2 separate regions of the Homo sapiens genome follow, and region 2 is linked to region 1. The links are chromatin loops, found by intact Hi-C in ENCODE. Cell type or tissue: PC-3. All regions are shown on one strand. Each heading gives the region's core, and the rest is flanking DNA. Links, peaks and the distances in the headings are about the cores only. Region 1 holds the start of LOC124901577 (a long non-coding RNA gene). Region 2 overlaps SDK1 (sidekick cell adhesion molecule 1).

What was found. Hi-C counts contacts between places; a loop is a spot of excess contacts. Peaks named below come from ENCODE experiments on the same cell type or tissue, not always from the same donor. Only the 100,000 strongest peaks of a DNase experiment are listed, where the experiment ranks them.
Region 2: a loop joins it to region 1, with 8 times the contacts of the local background. A loop is called at or near these places in 4 of 110 quality-filtered maps.

What each region holds. Positions count from the first base shown.
Region 1 is chr7:3,396,918-3,405,299 of GRCh38, forward strand. All of the region lies in intron 1 of SDK1 (sidekick cell adhesion molecule 1), which reads left to right. LOC124901577 (a long non-coding RNA gene) reads left to right here and starts at 1,870. Exons shown (of 2, transcript XR_007060196.1): 1 at 1,870-8,382. RefSeq lists an enhancer at 2,639-3,388. In PC-3, for the core only: a CTCF peak has its summit at 3,182 (motif pointing left); no DNase peak of the experiment used is centred there.
Region 2 is chr7:3,305,159-3,313,540 of GRCh38, forward strand. All of the region lies in intron 1 of SDK1 (sidekick cell adhesion molecule 1), which reads left to right. It overlaps SDK1-AS1 (SDK1 antisense RNA 1), which reads right to left. Exons shown (of 3, transcript XR_001744897.3): 1 at 1-8,382. Among named protein-coding and RNA genes, the nearest start is that of SDK1, 8.1 kb to the left of the region's middle. In PC-3, for the core only: a CTCF peak has its summit at 4,158 (motif pointing right); no DNase peak of the experiment used is centred there.

The DNA of each region.
Region 1 (8,382 bases), core at 5-8,004:
TATTTTTTGTTCCTTCATTCCTCCATGACTGCTTTCTTTTGTGTTAAATGGATTCTTTTCTTAAATGCATCATTCTTGTTGTTTCTTTTAGTATATATTTTGAGTTACTTTCTTAGTGGTTATCCTGGGGATCATAACAAATAACTTAAAATTCAGTTCAGGTTAATCCTGGCATAATTTCAAACATACACAGAATTTTTTCTCACTTGCATGCTTTTTTTGCCTTATAAATTATGTATTTATATGTTATAAGCCTATCAACAAAGTTTTATAATTATTGCTTTATACAGTTGCCTTTTAAAACAAATAGGAGAAAAGCGTTCTCAAAAACAATTATATTGTATTTTATATTTACCTATTTAATTGCCTTTATTGGTACTTTCAAATTTTTTTCATATGGATTTGAATTACTTCAGCTGGAAGTAATCCTTTAGTGTTTCTTGTAGAGCAATTCTGCTGGTGACAAATTCTCTCATTTTTTCTTTATATGGGAATATTTTAATTTTCGTTTTTGAAGGATAGTTTTGCTGGATATATAATTTTTGGTTCGTAGTCTTTTCTTTCCCCCCCCCAGCGCTTTGAATATGTCACATCAGTGCCTTCTGGTCTTTATGGTTTCTAACAAGAAGTCAGCTGTTAATCTTATAGAGGATTCCCTGTAATATGCAAGTCATTTTTTCTGTTGTTTTACAGATTCTGTCTTTGAACATTTTGTCTTAATGTGTGTTTGACTCTTTGAGTTACCCTATTTGGAGTTCATTGAACTTCTTGGATATGTAATTTAATGTTTCTCATCAAACTAGACATTTTTGGCTATCATTTCTGTTGTAGTGTTTTTGCGGTTTTTAAAAATTTGTTCTTAGGGTTTTTATCTCTGCTTACATTACCCACCTCTTCTTGCATGTTTTACACTTTTTTCCATTAGAGCTTTTGGCATATTAATCATAGTTATGAATTTCTGGTTTGATAATTACATAATCTCTGCCATATATGAGTCTGATTCTGATGCTTGCTTTGCCCCTTCAGATTGTGTGTTTTCTTGCCTTTCAGCATGCCTTGTAATTTTTTGTGGAAAGCCAGGCATGATGTACTGAGTAGCAGGAACTGAAGTAGTAAATAGGTCTTCAGTGTGAGGTTTTGTTTATCTGGCTTGTAGGTTTAACGTTTTCTATAACTGTAGGTTTAACGTTTTCTGTAACTGTAGGTTTTCTGTAGCTGTAGGTTTTTCTGTAACTGTAGGTTTCACAGGCTTTAGTTTCCCGTAGTATCCTTGCTTTTTTCTCCTTTATTTTCTTTGGGCTTCCCTAGAAATACCGCCTTAAGTAGAGTCTGTACCTTGCAGCTATTTTAGTTGTAATCCACTGTTGTTCTATTAGAGCCCTGTTGATGTAGTGATAAGGTGTTGCGGAGAGGAAACATTCTATAATCTTGTGATAAACCTCAGATTTGTTTAGTAGGCCTGAGTCCCTGGGCTGTGACCTTCAGAAGAGTTTCTTAGCATTTTTTTTTCTCCTCTTCTGTGAGACAGGGATGCTAGAGGGGACTGAGTTGTATAATCACCTTCCCCTAGGTCACATAAAGTTCTGACAAAGTAGTTTCCCTTGGGAGAAGGCCTTTATTATATAGAACAGAAGGCTCCGGGCATATTTCAAAATACTTTTCCCCAGATGCATTTTGGCATGCTTACTTTTCCCCTTGCCCTTGCTGAGCACATGATTTATTTATTATTTTATTTTTATTTTTATTTATTTATTTTTTTAACCTCCAGTCTTCACCAGGAGAACATAGTGGGACTTCTGGGGGTAAAACTTATGAAAGTGTATGGGTCCCCTAAGACTGAGCCCCCAGTAGTTTTTTTTTTTTTTTTTCCTCAAGCTAGTTTATACTCAGCCTCCAGCAAATAGTGAGTTACCACTTAAGTGTTCCTACAGTTATTTCCTCTAGTAGCGCTCCTCCTAGTAAGCTGTGATTTTGTGTCTCCAGTTTTCAGTGCAACTATTTGCCCTGAGACCTCAGTTCTCTGGTGTATCTAAGAATTGTCCATGTTCAAGTTTTCCACTATTTTTCATGTTGGGAGAGTGGGACTTCCGAGCTCTTTACATGTTGCAACAGAAACCAGCAGTATTATCTCTTCAGTTATTCTTTCTCTCTTCTTTTAGGACCCCAGTTATGTGTAACTTCATGCACTTGGGGATGTCCCAGAGGTGCCAGAGATTCTTTTCATTTTTTTTTCATAATTTATTCTTTTCCTCAGACCACATAATCTCAATGTATCTTTGAATTTGCTGGGTCTTTTTTCTGCTCATTTTTGTCAGCTGTGGACTCCTTACATGAATATTTCCTTTCAGTTATCATACCTTTCAATTCCAGAGTTTTAATTTTGTTCCTTTTTGTGATGTCTGTCTCTTTCTTGACATTTTTTATTTTGTGAGAGTTAAAGAATTAAAGGAAAGTATGAGCATGATGGTTTCCTTTAAAGTTTACGTCTTAAGTTCAACATCTAGGCTTCATCAGGGACAGCTTCTATTGACTCCTTTTCCTGTGTATGGTCTGTACATTCCTATATCTTTGCATGCTTCATATTTTGGTTAAACACTATAAATTTTAAATTATTTAATGTGTAAACTTTGGAAGTTCAAATTTGTTATCCCCCCAGAGTATCATCCTGTTGATAAGGCTGCTGTTACTTCGTATAGTGACTTCTCTGGACTAATCTCATAAAGTTTATTTTCTTCATTGTGTGGGGACACTGAAATCTCTGTTGGGTTTGATTAGTGGTCAGTTGATGATTGGACACAAATCCCTTTTACTAAGTCTCCCATCCTTCTGTGAGGGGCTCTGTATATGTGTTGTGTATGGCTCTTTCCTCGGCTTGTATATGGCCCGGTACATGTGTGTGGAGTTCCAGATACCCACTGTGGACATCTCATTTCACAGGTCTCCCATTTAAATTTTTGGCTGGACTCTTGGCTGCCCAACTGGTATGGCCGACTTAATAGCTGTGGTGTTAATCAATTGCAGCTGATTGTTTTTGACAAATGCCCTAGGGTAGAGGGCTTCTCCTGCTTGGTGAGCTCTGCATGACATCAAGTAATGATAATGCCTTGTGAATGGGGCTTCCCTGAGAGCTGTGAAGCAGGTCAGACAGTGACAGTGCTCCAGAGAGGGCGCTTTTGGGGAAGTCTGAACTGGGTCTGCTCCCTCTGGTGGCTACAGGACTACACATTTTCACATTGTTAGGGAGGCTGCTGGTTCTTAGCCTACTGTGAATGGAGCTTAGGAGAGAGGGATGGAGTAGACCAAGTTAAAATGCCATGAACCAAGCCTTTCTAGCCAAGATTCAGCAGCTTTCCTAAGATAATGCTTTAGATTGTTGTACAGCTTTGGTTAATTTTCAGAATTTTCAAAAAAGTTGATTTTGAAAATTGTGGCAGCATTTTCATTGTTTTTATGCATGGGAGCGTTTCCACAGATCTTCACTCCACCATTCTGAGAGTGCCCCCAACTTCGAATGGATGAATTTTTATAACAAGTGAAAAAGTAAGTCCCTGAAGGTTACATACAGCCTTTACCCATTTTATCAACTTAGAAACAATGAAAAGAACGTATGTACTTATAAATACATAAAAATATACACAGTATTTGTATTACACAAAAATAGATAAACATAAAACTATAAAAAGTAAAGTACAGGATTCTGGATAGTGGTTACCTCAGATGGTGGCAGACCAAAGGATGGGAGTGGGGGTTACCTAGAAATATATGTGTCATAATTAAGGTCCAGTTTTATTTTGTAGTTGGTGGGTTCATGGATTCTTATGGCGTAATTAAAAATATATACACAGGCAAAAACATTTTATGGTTGTGTTTGCCTTCATGTTAACACATGAGATGAGGAATCTATTATGCAACAGAGCTTTATAAAGGAGCTTCAACCTCAGTTTTCAAAGCCATTCTTACGGCCAGAGGAATTGCTTATGGAGCTTATCTCTACCCAGTCTCGTGTAGGTCTGCCTCAGCTGGCCGAACTCCAGTGTCAGGACAGGACAGTGATGATGAGAAGGGAAGGGACAGCAGCCAGTGCCAGTTCGAGATGAGTAGTCATCTAATACTGCCTCTGCGTGGGTCCCTGCTGCCATCCGCAGCCTCATAGCCCTCAGCTCCGTAATGTGTCCTGATGGATTTAGAAGATACATAGGGAGCTGTCATTGTGAGTCTGAAAAATATACAGATCACGCTTCACTTACTAAAATCCATACTTGATGATGTCAGCCACTTACACGAGCATTCAAGAGGTCTTCTAGAATAATCACATGACAAGATTTGGGGGAATACACAGAATTCCAATCAAGATGAGTTGAGCATAATATCATGGAGGCAGGATCAGAATGGAAAGGTAACTGATAACTTGGAAGTTTAAACAATTACAATTTTCCTGTTTACTGTGTGACAAGAGCATTATGGGGCCTTGAAAATGGCAGTGTCACCACTGGGTAATATATTTTATTCAAAGACTTTTTGAGAGAGAGCATCTGTAGAGTCAAATGGTACTTGCCAAACTATTCCATGTATGGAACCCATAGGACTTCATAATTTTATGGTTTGCTGGGGGAAAATAACAAGACCACTCATGGCCCAGGTGAGTCTTGAAGAGGCTGTGGCCACAATATACTGAGCCAGCCGTAGTTCACTGGATGGGAAGACCCAAGTTTGACTTCCAGATTTACTTCTTACTTGCACTTTGGGCAGTTACATTACTTCTCTGAGCCTTATTTTTTTTTTTTATTATGGAGATAATGCTACTGATGTGTAATAATTTTGTATCTACTAGTATTAGAATGTATGAATTACCCCTTAATTTTTCAAATACTTAAACTGTTAACATCTGAATCTTGGCCAAAATGAGCACAAATGGCATTTGTATAAATGCCTAGTTATTAAATGTTATCACTATTTAACTATCTGGATTTGAAGACCAGTGCATGGCGTTTGCTAGGAGTTTATATCATGTTCTTACGTATGTGTGTAGCTGTCTTTACTGCATCTGTCGATTAGGAGGTAAGAACACCTGCTGAATATGTACCTTGAGCTAGCTATTGTGGGAGATATAAAAGAAGCACAAAACTGGATCCTGTCCTCATGGAACTCAATCTGGTTTCTGAGGTTTAGCTTTTATGTGACTCACAGATAGAGCAATGTCACAGAAAATAATATGCGGAAAATAAATGCAAAAAGAACTTGAGAAAGCTTCATGTGGCTCAGTATCCTGCACTCAGTAGGATATGTGGAGGATATATATAAAATCTAATTGAGATTCTTAGGAAAGGCTTTAATGAAGACTGGAGAATGAATGATATCTGTTATAAAGGATGGTGAAGCTTGGCTATTCAGAGAGTAATGGAGGAGGTACTTCAGTAGTTTTTATTGTGTCTGCCCAAGAAATTCACTCGGAAGCACAATGTTTATTTCTGAAGAGGCAAAGACCAAGTTTTAGAAAATAAAGTTCTCCTAAATACTATTATAAAGTTTGAGTATTTCTATTATGATTTTATGACTTCCCATCTGTGGTAGGTGTTTTATTGAAATTATTTGAATGTTATCAAGCTGTGACAACAATGCTTTAAAGGTCATACACAAAGCACAATTAAATTTCCCAAGTGAAATAAGAATGTGCATTGTGAAAGGCAGAGAATTTCAAGTAGTTCAGTTTTGTTGTTGCTTTTTTTCATCTGGGCCATTTTTGAGGTGTTTAAATCAAAAAGTTGTTTTTCTTCTTGATTGCAGTTTTCCCTTAGTTATTTGTGTAGCTTAAAAATGGAAACCAATGTGTTTAAGTTGCAATATTTTTGAGTCTATTAGTTAATATAAACTTTATTCTACACTCAACAGTAGATTGCATTATAGCTATGTGGAATGTAAAGATTATTTTGCACTTATATAAATGTGATAGCTTCTGATTGATACAGATTTAATTATGCAAACTTTGGCTTATTATGAATTAGATGAAACATTTCTATTCCTCTGTTTCTTTCTTTCTTTCTTTTTTTGAGACAGAGTTTCACTCTGGAGTGCAGTGGTGCTATCTCGGCTCACTGCAACCTCTGCCTCCCGGGTTCAAGTGATTCTCCTGCCTCAGCCTTCCCAGTAGCTGGGATTACAGCTGCATGCCACCACACCCAGCTAATTTTGTATTTTTAGTAGAAACAGGGTTTCTCCGTGTTGATCAGGCTGGTCTTGAACTCCTGACCTCAGGTGATCTGCCCGCCTTAGCCTCCCAAAGTGTTGGGATTACAGGTGTGAGTCACCATGCCTGACCTATACTTCTGTTTCTTATGAGCTTACTTATTAGAAGATCTCTAAGATTCCTGTAATTTAAAATTTTGTAATTTCATTTCATTTTACCCATTTACATCATTAAAGTGATGAATGGTTGCTTCTTTCAAATGGTGGGAAATGAATTTTGGAGAATTGTTAGTTATTATTGCTCATTTAAGGTTATTTGAACGTTTTGACTATTTGATGGTGTTTTTTGTTTGATTTGTGATGCTGACTCATAAATACCATGAAAAACAGGTCTTTTTGTTCTAACCGAAAGAGGGATTATTTAGCAGCTTAATGACTTTGGTAAATAAAAGTTTATTTGCACCTATGAGAAAGATGACAGGTAATATCTAGATATCTGAGTAAAGAGTAAAGAGAGCACAAATACAATAAGATATGGAGACTCAGTATCCTATCAGCTTTTTGATGTAAAATGGTACAGTAGTTACTACCTAAGAGAATAGTCTATTTCCATGCTGGTTGCTCACTTGTGTGCTCTTCTGAAAGAGTGAGGGCACTGTGCGTCTGACTGGATACTGGGGTACTCTGTTTCCAAGCTGCATTACAGGGATTTGAAATATCTTACATATATATATATATATATATATATATATATATATATATATATATAATATATATATTTATTTATATTATATATATATTTATTTATTCCATATACAGGCATACCTTGGAGATATTGCAGGTTAGGGTCCAGACCATTGCAATAAAGTGAATCACACAAATTTTGTGGTTTCCCAGTGCATATAAAAGTTGTGTTTATGCTATTTTGTAGTCTGTTAAGTGAGCAATAGCATTATGGCTAACAAGAGTACATACCTTAATTAAACATTTTCTAAAAAATGCCTGCACAGAGACGTGAAGTGAGCTGATGCTATTGGAAAAATGGCATCAATAGACTTGCTGGACATGGGCTGCCACAAACCTCCAAAATTTGTAATTTTACAAATTAAAGCCCTCAATTTGAAAAACATAATATCTGTGAAGCACAAGAAAGCTAAGTGCAGTAAGACAAGGTGTGCCTATATATGTTTCTGTGTATATTTAAATAACTTATATTAATAGCTGCAAACAGTAGATTTCTTCCGGTGTATGGCTTTGTCATTGTTATCACTGATTTGTAATAATTTACCTCTTTTTTGTATGTTTTATTATTTTCTGCCATGGTTGATAAACAAGTTAATTTACTCTCAGAACAGAGAATCTGCAGTATTATTATTAATAGTGACTGTTGACTTCTTTTGTCATCTAAACAACTTGTTAGTCTGCCCTTAGGCTTGACATTATTTTTGTTGTGAAAGAATATTCAGTAAAAAGTTTTGACATGTTTAAAATCATTAAATACTTCCAAACTGGTTTGGAAAGCTTCTCTGGGCTGAAAGCCAGTTGATTCTTATCAGTCTTTTTGCATGACTGAAGTCAATTACTTCAGAGCTTGAACAACTGCAGCCTTGGTAAATGGTCCAGTACTGTCCAGTAGTACAATATGGGAGGCTTTTAAATGCTACTGTAATTGGTAGTTTAACAGATGTGTTTTGGTTGGACAAGAATGTAAAAGCTATTTTGGAGCATTTTCAAAGGCATGAAGTTTAAAATAATGTAATGTTAATTTTGTGCTCTGTAATGTATATCGTAAGATTGAGGTCTTAATGTTTGTATTAAGTAAGTGAAAATATTCAAATGAAACTTGTGTAGAAAAGGAACTGCCTGTGTTCAGAAAGATTCTGAACAAAAACAAGTGAATTTTCAGAACTGAACTAACAGTTGCCAGAGGGTGTGGGTTCTGACGATGTCCTACCTGAGGCAGGCTTTGTGACTTTGGAAAGCCTTGGTTTTCTTATTTTTAAAGAGGATCTAGTCCAACACTGGTCTACTCAGACTTCCTCATTTGTAAAAAAAAACCAAAAAAAAAAACAAAAACAAAAACAAAAAACACTTTCCTTAATCTTGGAATGCTTTTCACAAGAACTAAGTGTGGCATATTGGTGGCTGTATGAGTACTCTGGTATTATAGGAGTTGAAGTGTGAGGTGGAGAGTAAGAG
Region 2 (8,382 bases), core at 37-8,036, 92 kb before region 1:
TTATTCCTACTGAAACTGTTGAGCCCCTGCTTTGTGCTGCCTGAGGTGTACATCGGAATCACTGGTGAAAATTTAAAATACAGTTATCTGGACTCCACCTCAGACCAGTTGGTTCTCAGAAGCATGCATTTAAAAACTCCTCAAGTGATTCTTGTATGTTTGTGTTACTTTTTTTATTTTTTATTTTTAATCCTCGTGTTGGTTAATCCCATAATGTCACTCAATTTCTCTGTCATCCTTAGCCTGATTTTTCTGTGGTCTGGGTCACTTTTCTCAGGCCAATTCCCAGCCTTGGACAGGGTGTACTAATTAGGCATTTCTGCCACTTGTTTGCTAGAGTGTTGAGTTCACTACAAATCTAGCTTCCTTTTGGGCCCATGTTGCTTTCCATTAATCCAGAAGTACTTTGCTTCCCCTCCTCCTAACCTACTCCCTTTACAACTTTGTAATTTGAGTTTCAACTGGAACTTGAGTTCTAGACTCCCTTACTTGAATATCATCTTAATAAAGAGTCTTGCTTAGTGAGTGCTCAGATAGTTAATTAAATTTTATTAGGCCACTGGGTATTTAACAGACAACTGGTCTCTTGGTTGGTTACTGTCTTCCAAATCCAACAATAAGCAGTTATTACCCTCTATGCAGTCTGCATAGCCACCTGTAGCTGTCCTTTATTGAACCTTTACGTGCCAAGCACTAAGTGCTCATTTATTCTTCACAGCAGCTCCTGAGAGGTAGACAGCATTTTTGTTCTCATCTTACCTATGGGAAAACTGAGGCATTCAGATGTTAACTAACTTTCCTGAGGTCCCAGGACCAGGAGTGGTGATGCCAGAATGAAAAGTCTGATCCAGAGTCTGAACATAACTTGAGTTCATAACCCCTGGGCTGGAGCGTTTCCCATGTAGCCTCTGCCTTTATAAGGAGAGGGAAAAATGGGCAGCAATCAGATCTGTACCAAAGGGAAAGACGGTGGTTGATATTTTCTAAAAACAGTATTGAGTAATCTGACCTCAAGTTTTAGATAAACCTTATTTACGATTATGATTGCAAAATAAAAATTACATAATTTGGAAAATAGAGATGAGGGATGTATGTAACCCCTTCCATCTACACATTCGTCTCCTCTAAGAAAATGACTATCACCATTTTGATGTATTCCCCTACCCCAATTTTTCTTTCATAACATAACATGAATTCCAGCTTCATGATGGTCTGTTGGCAGAGATTAGACCACCCCAGAATGGACTACTGGGAGTGCACCAACTATTTATTTGAGGAACATTTGGAAAATTCTTTTATCTGCACTGAAGTGTATGAATTTGAGTCCTTTAACTAAAGGAGGTGGAGTTTGTAAGGTACTGATCTTTTATTAGTTTGCCTTAGCACACATTTTATGTAAACAGTTAAGTTTAGGCTATACTGGGGTTTATACCTAACCAGAAGTTTCCTGGGCCCTCAAATACTGAGATAAAACAACGTGGAAGGCTGCAAGTTAAGTGGGTAATTAAGTGATATCAGGTAAGACTGTGTAGTTTAATTCTCCCTACCAGTTGCCTTTATGTTATTTCCATCCTCAGAGCCCCTGTATTGCTTGTATTGGAATACATAGGATTTGGCGTCTAAGGTGGCAGAGGTGTGTGGCATGTAGTGTCTTTCTGCCTGCCTGCCTTACGGTGTCCCAGAGATCAGAGACTGGTAATGTCAGCTGACTGAAACTAGAGAATGGAATGGACACAAAGTGAGGATTCTGATTAGGTCACGGCTTAAATTTCTCTAAGAAGTAAAGAAAGTGGTAGTTATGAGAGTAGACCTCCAGGTCCAAATGCGTTGAAAGTTGAATTAAGCTCAAGGTGGGGAATGAAAATCACATTGAAAGGTGTAGTATAAAGAAAAATTAAGGTTTATTTACAAAAGAAAGCTATTGATGTTTTGTTATTTGATTAAATACTCCTGGTACCCAATTATACATTTAACCCAAAGTAACCGAGCATTTTAATTTGCATAGTTTCTAAAATTTTATTTGACTTCATTTCTGTAAGGCATTATCTTAAATTTCCCCCTAAGTATGTACACCTCTTTTTTTTAAAAAAAGGGCATAAACGTTCGTAGCCATAATCCTGAGGGAGGACATATTTTGTCAGTTGGGACAGCAAATATGGCACCTCCTGCCATCCTATGGTAGCAAGTAGAAAGAAGCTATAGGTTCTTCAGTGAATCCCTGAAATGCAAAAGTCTGTCACAGTTAGATACCTACCTGCCAGTTATTGATCCTATACCTGAGATCTGTTCTGGAGAGGTTACTACTCTTAGAGCTTCATTATGTGAACAGTGTTGCCACTAAATCCAAATACAAAAATCATGATTATTATGGGAGCATTGCTGTAGGGAACCCTTGTTTATGTATGTGCAATTCTAGTGTTTAGGTGGTTGGCTTCCTGACAGAAAGCTCCAAAGCCAGAAACTCATTCCATCAGCCTGATACCAATCTCCTGTGGGTATTGTGGGAATGAAAGCAGTTTTTATAAAGCTTTCCTAGAAACATGGATATAGTAAATGGAAAAGACATTGGGCTAAGTATCAGTAGGCCTCGTTTATACTTCATTCTGTAACTACTGTGCAATATGAGGAAGTCTATTAGTCTCTCTGAGTCTGTTTTCTCACCTATAAAAGGAGGGATTAGACTAGATGTTCAGAATTGTTCTACTCTGATTCTCTGATCTTCTATATGTTGTCTTCCTTTCTGCCCTTCACTAGAGTCTGCATGTGTCTCCTGTCTGGGGATTCTGTAACTCCATATGTCTTAGCTTAGAACCTAATTTTCTTCATTTTACTTTTCTCAGAGTATTTACAATGTTGAAGACAACTAAGATGCAATGTAGTATTTCTCCTTAGGTGCTGCCGTCTAACACATGATATATTTACTCTAGCCTAAAAATGGTTCATGTTCAAAATTTTAGGTTCTGTAAAACAAATTGGTGCCATAATTTATCAGTATAAGCCTGAAATTTGGAGAAATAAATTTTCTTAAAATGTGAGATGCTTATTTATATACATGGCTGGAAGAAGGGGCAAGGCTAACAAATCTGGAGGTAATTAATGCAGTGAGAAACTTAAAAAGATATGAGAAAATGGCGATGGATGAGAATGTTTATATTTACTGTACAGTGACCATCAGTAATGAAAGAGATTAGTAGATGTCTGTTTTTGTGCTTAACATAATGTTATGTTGGTTTAATTGTCTTCATTAGGGGCTTTTAGTAAAACAAAGGGTCTTTAAAATTAACACAGTAATTTTTCACTTTAACAGGCTTAACTGGCACTTTATTGATATACAGACAATGTCTAGTGAAGATAACAGCTATCAATTAAATAGTCCAATTTCTTGAAAACAGATAGTCAGGTAAATCTATTTCTGATTTTTGGAGATTAGGTAGATGAACATGGGTAAGACTATAGTTTCTGCAGTGTTTTTGGCTTTGGTTCATTTTCAAAAAAATTTTTTTTAAATGGATAAGGCTAGGCTTTAGAGTTGTGGGTTCAAAGAATGGGCTAGACCCTGGGGTCCATATTATTACGTAGAATTAGTCTTTGTGCAGTGTTTGGTTGCCTTTTCTCCTTTCTATAACTCTCCATGGTATTCTAGACCTAATTCTTTACCTTGAGGGGGTTGGAAGCTCTCAAGTGTGTAAGCTTAATTTTACAACGATGAATAGTCTTTCCAATGAGAAAAAAATAGAGGGAGATAACCACGTAATGACTATGGTGATTTGGGGAGGAATATGGAAACTTGGGGAGCTCTGGTAGTTGCCTTTATTAAGAATAGTTGGTAGCAGGAATTTTAGCAACCCAAGCAGGCTAATTAGAATATATTTCAGTTTTAGAGTAAGGAGGGATTTTGTATCATAAAGGTATAACCTATCATACTTAACTAAGGGTGCTGATTTCCACAGGTGGTAGTATTTGTGAGTCCCTCTCTCTGGTGTGATCCTTAATTTATTTTGTGTGTTTGTGAGCCTGTTTTCAAAGTGAAGGTCAGTTTTGTCTTCTCTCTAGGTGTTAGGCGCGATGCAAAAAGAATGAAAGAGATTTTGATAGGGTATGACCAAGCCCTTCTATACAATGGATGTCAGTGTTGATTTTTATACACAAACCACCAGATGGCAACAGAAAAAGTGTTCATATAGGATATAATCTGTGGTTTCCACAGCCAAGTTTTTTTTTTTTTTCCTTCCATGATTCACCACTTTTTAGTATGCTTAGGTAACATGTACAATTTCTGGCTAAGAGCAAGGCGAGTTTATAATACCCAGCTATGTGAAATCAAAACCAGGTAATAGAATAGTGGCAGAGTGTCACTAGAAAAAGATTTTTTTTTTTTTTTTTTACATGAGTGTATAAACTGTTCCCAAAGGGAGCAAGTTTCCAGGGATGCAACTTTGATTTATATTATTGTATAGTCATGCTTTTACTTCTGATTTTTTTTATTCAGCATTTATTCAGCTCTTACAGTAAGCTGTAATGATTTGCAGAACATAAAAGAAAACATGGCTGTTACCCTAAAGCATTTTATGTAACACCTTTAAAAGGAAGAGATACATGAGTTCACAAACATTAAGCATATTTATGTATTTGCCGGCCAAAGGTATTTTTACTCTATGTAGAATTTGTTTTATTTTTGCCTTGTAGGCATATTCCCTTTTTCTAAGCGTGCTGTCTTGGCTCTTCTAAAATGGTTGTCTTAGCTAAAACTCCTGGTTGCAAGCTAGAAACTCAGTCTGAACTACTTAAGAAAAAAAGGATTTTATTGTAGGAGTCCTGGGGTATCACAGTATAATTAGGAGAATTTCTTTACATTTGGCAAGTTTAGTATTCACTTCCACCTAGGGAATAACTAGAGCCACATGCTCAAAAGCTCCCGGGTACTGTCCTTTTGGCCATCATCTCTCAGTTTGCTTCTGTGTCTGTGCTGGCATCATTCTGGATTCACTGGAAATTGCTTTCTTTTTGTGGCTGAAACCCAGCTGTCACCACTCTTTGCATTCCTATTGCTTCAGACCCTCAAAGATAGACTTAAAGCTTTGGTGCTGAGTCCAAAATCTGTGAAATGATCAGATTTGTATTTTAAAGTCATCTTGAGTGGGGGGAATAAACCATTATTTTTGTTGCAAAATTGAGAATGGGTTGGAAGAAACCAGAATGAATGACTGTAGATGTGTTGGACTGTAACAACAATTGAGGTGAGAGAAAGTAGCAGCTTGGGCTAGGTGGTGGTGCTGGAGATGGAGAGAGGTAGATGCACTAGAGAGGGATTTAAGAGGCAAAAAATACATGGGATTTGGTCATGGGTTGGGTATGGAAGGTGAATGAGAAAACATCAAAGGTGACGTCCAGGTTTCTGGCTTGCATGACTAGTTGGCTAGTATAACCATTCACTGAGGTTGGACCACCTCTGGGCAGCATGATCATTAGTTTGGTTTTGAATTTATTAATGTGAGGGACCTTTGAGGCATCTAGACAGAGCTGTTAAGTTGTGTGGATAGATGAATTTTGCAACCAGAGGAGGGTCTGGGCTTTTGGTATAAATATTTGTGGAGACAGTATAGCATACTGTTTAAGAGGATAGGCTTGGCATAAAATAAAACAAAGTTAACCACTTGCTAGCTTTGCATCCTTGGGTTGGCTACTTAATCTTCATTAATCTTGACTTTTCTTATCCCTGAAGAATTGTGTAATGATTCTGCCTGCTTCCTGTAGTTGTTGTGAGGGCTGATTGATATGATTGTAGGTAAGGTGTTTTTATCGCATTACCAAGTACATAGCATGCATCCAGTAAGTGTTAGGTGGTGTTATTTATTCTTTTGTGTAGAGGAATCCTGCCTTATTTATCTTTTCTTTTCCTGTAATATTAGGGAGTGATGAGTCACGGTAGTAGAGTGGGGAGTATGGACAGTTGACATAACTGGAGAGGTATTATACTAATATTAGCCTGGCTGGGATACAACCTGGATAAATTGCAGGGCGATGGGCCTGGGGGGAGAGTAGAGTGATGGAGATGAGTTAGGGAATGGTTATGATAATATAGAAATAATATTTGAACTGCAGTAGTATTGGGATGGAAAAAATGGAATGGTCAGTCTTGCTTAGAGAGGTAAATAGATGAGAACAAAAGGCCATTGGATTTGTTGATTACATGGGTAATGGTGATCTTTTTGAGCTCAATCTCACTGGAGTTCTAGGAGTATAAAGTAGATTGAAGTTCATTATGGAATGAATGGGTAGGGAGAAAAGAGTCAACCGGTATGTTCTTGTTCTATTGAAATTCTCAAGGAAAGAGAACTATGGAGGCATTTGAAATGCATAGTGACAAAAATGATCTTAAAATACCTTGGGAATATTTTTTCCAAATTTGAAATCTATTATTGAGGCTGGGAAAAAAAATTGTCATTTGGCAGAATGGTAAGTAATTATCACAATTCTCTGAAGTGATCATTTCTGTTTCATATGTTGCGACTCGTGGAGGCTTCTAGCAACATTGTCACCAAAGCTGAATGTGGAGGACTCCCTTCACCACCCTGCTATAAACACACAGAAACTGTGGACAAAATATAACAAGAACAAACAAGCGTTTCTGAAGTTTAAAATACCAGGGAATCCCTAGGTGCCAGCTATGAACAGAAAATTCAGAGCTAGGGCGTTAATCAGGAGCTCAAGGCCTGTGGTGGTTTCTGATCTGAATACACGCCCCAATGGCTTAGTCCTGAGGGTCTCATGGAGGAGTAGGAGGCATGGCCTTGGGTCTGCATAGACTTGGAAGGTGGAGTAAAGGTTCTCTAGCATCAAACCTTGAAGGGCTTTTCCATCTGTGAAAAGAGAACTAGAAAAACTTTGCCTACTGGTTTGGGAAAGTGTAGGAAACTTGCTGTCCTCCTGGGGTTGTGATCATTAGGAATAAAAAAGGGACATCTAAACTCCAAGATTGCACCTCATAATTGGGGTGGATTCAAATTTAACATTTCTTATAGTGCAACTAACCTTCAAGCTGAGACAAATTAGCATAAAATCTGGTCTAGAACTATGGAAATGAATAGAGCCCTCAGGTCTGAAACTGACCTGCAGAGCAAATTAAAAATCTAAGACTCTTGCAGAAGAAACAAGTCATGCTATAGATGAGCTTGCAATACAAAAATTGCCCAGCTACACAAGGAAATGAATCACCGTGAAGGAGAGTTAGCAGATGAATAGTATTCCAGGAGATTGAGATGATAGGATATATGAAAGAGATTAATTGCTTAAAATTATGAGAGATGAAAGGGGTAAGATCATAATGAAAGAGCACAGATTAGAAAAATAACATGGAGTTGGAAAAGAACCCAGTAGGACTTCTAGAAATGAAAATAATGGTCATTAAGTGTTTTTTTTTAAAAAAAATAACCTCAATGGACAGGTTAAAGAGCCAGGTAGATATAATTGAAGATAAAAACTGTATTGAAAAATCAATAGATTTTTAAAGGAGATCTGAGGAAATTTCTTCGAATACAGTAATAAGGGATAAAGAAATGGAAAATGAGTGGTTACAATTCATGAACTTTAGAATGAGGAAGTCTCATATTACCTTCTGTGAGCTTCCAGAAAGAGGAAATAGAGTAGGAGAGACACTATTAGAAGATAGAATGGCTGAGAAGTTTTCATAATCAATACAAGTTCTGCCTGAGCTCTTAGTTTCAAGAACCGTAGTAAACCCCACACAGGATAAATAAAAATAAATTCATACCTAGACATATTGTAGATGAAGCCTTAGAAAATAAGAGGAAAGCAGTCTGAGGAAAGTTGATGTCTAGACTGGCAGGCATTTTGTTCATAGCAGAAGATGATTGAATAATAACATCAAAGGCTGGAAGTGGAAATCCACTACCAACCTAGAATTCCATGTCCATATAAAGTATTATGATACTCAAGAGTAAATGAAATGGCTGGGTGTGGTGGCTCATGCCTGTAATCCCAGCACTTTGGGAGGCCAAGGTGGGCAGATCACGAGGTCAAGAGATCGAGACCATCCTGACCAACATGGTGAAATGCCATCTTTACTAAAAATACAAAAATTAGCTGGGCACAGTGGCATGCACCTGCAGTCCCAGCTACTTGGGAGGCTGAAGCAGGACAATTGCTTGAACCCTGGAGGCGGAGATTGGAGTGAGCTGAGGTTGCGCCATTGTATTCCAGCCTGGCGACGGAGCGAGACTCCATCTCAAAAGTAAGTGAAATAAAGGTTGTAGATAAAAAACAAAGTTGATGATTAGTAGTTGGAACTACTAAAAAATGCACTTCAAAAAGAAAGAAATTGAACCCAGGAGTGAGGTACAGATTGTAAAGTGCTAAATGATA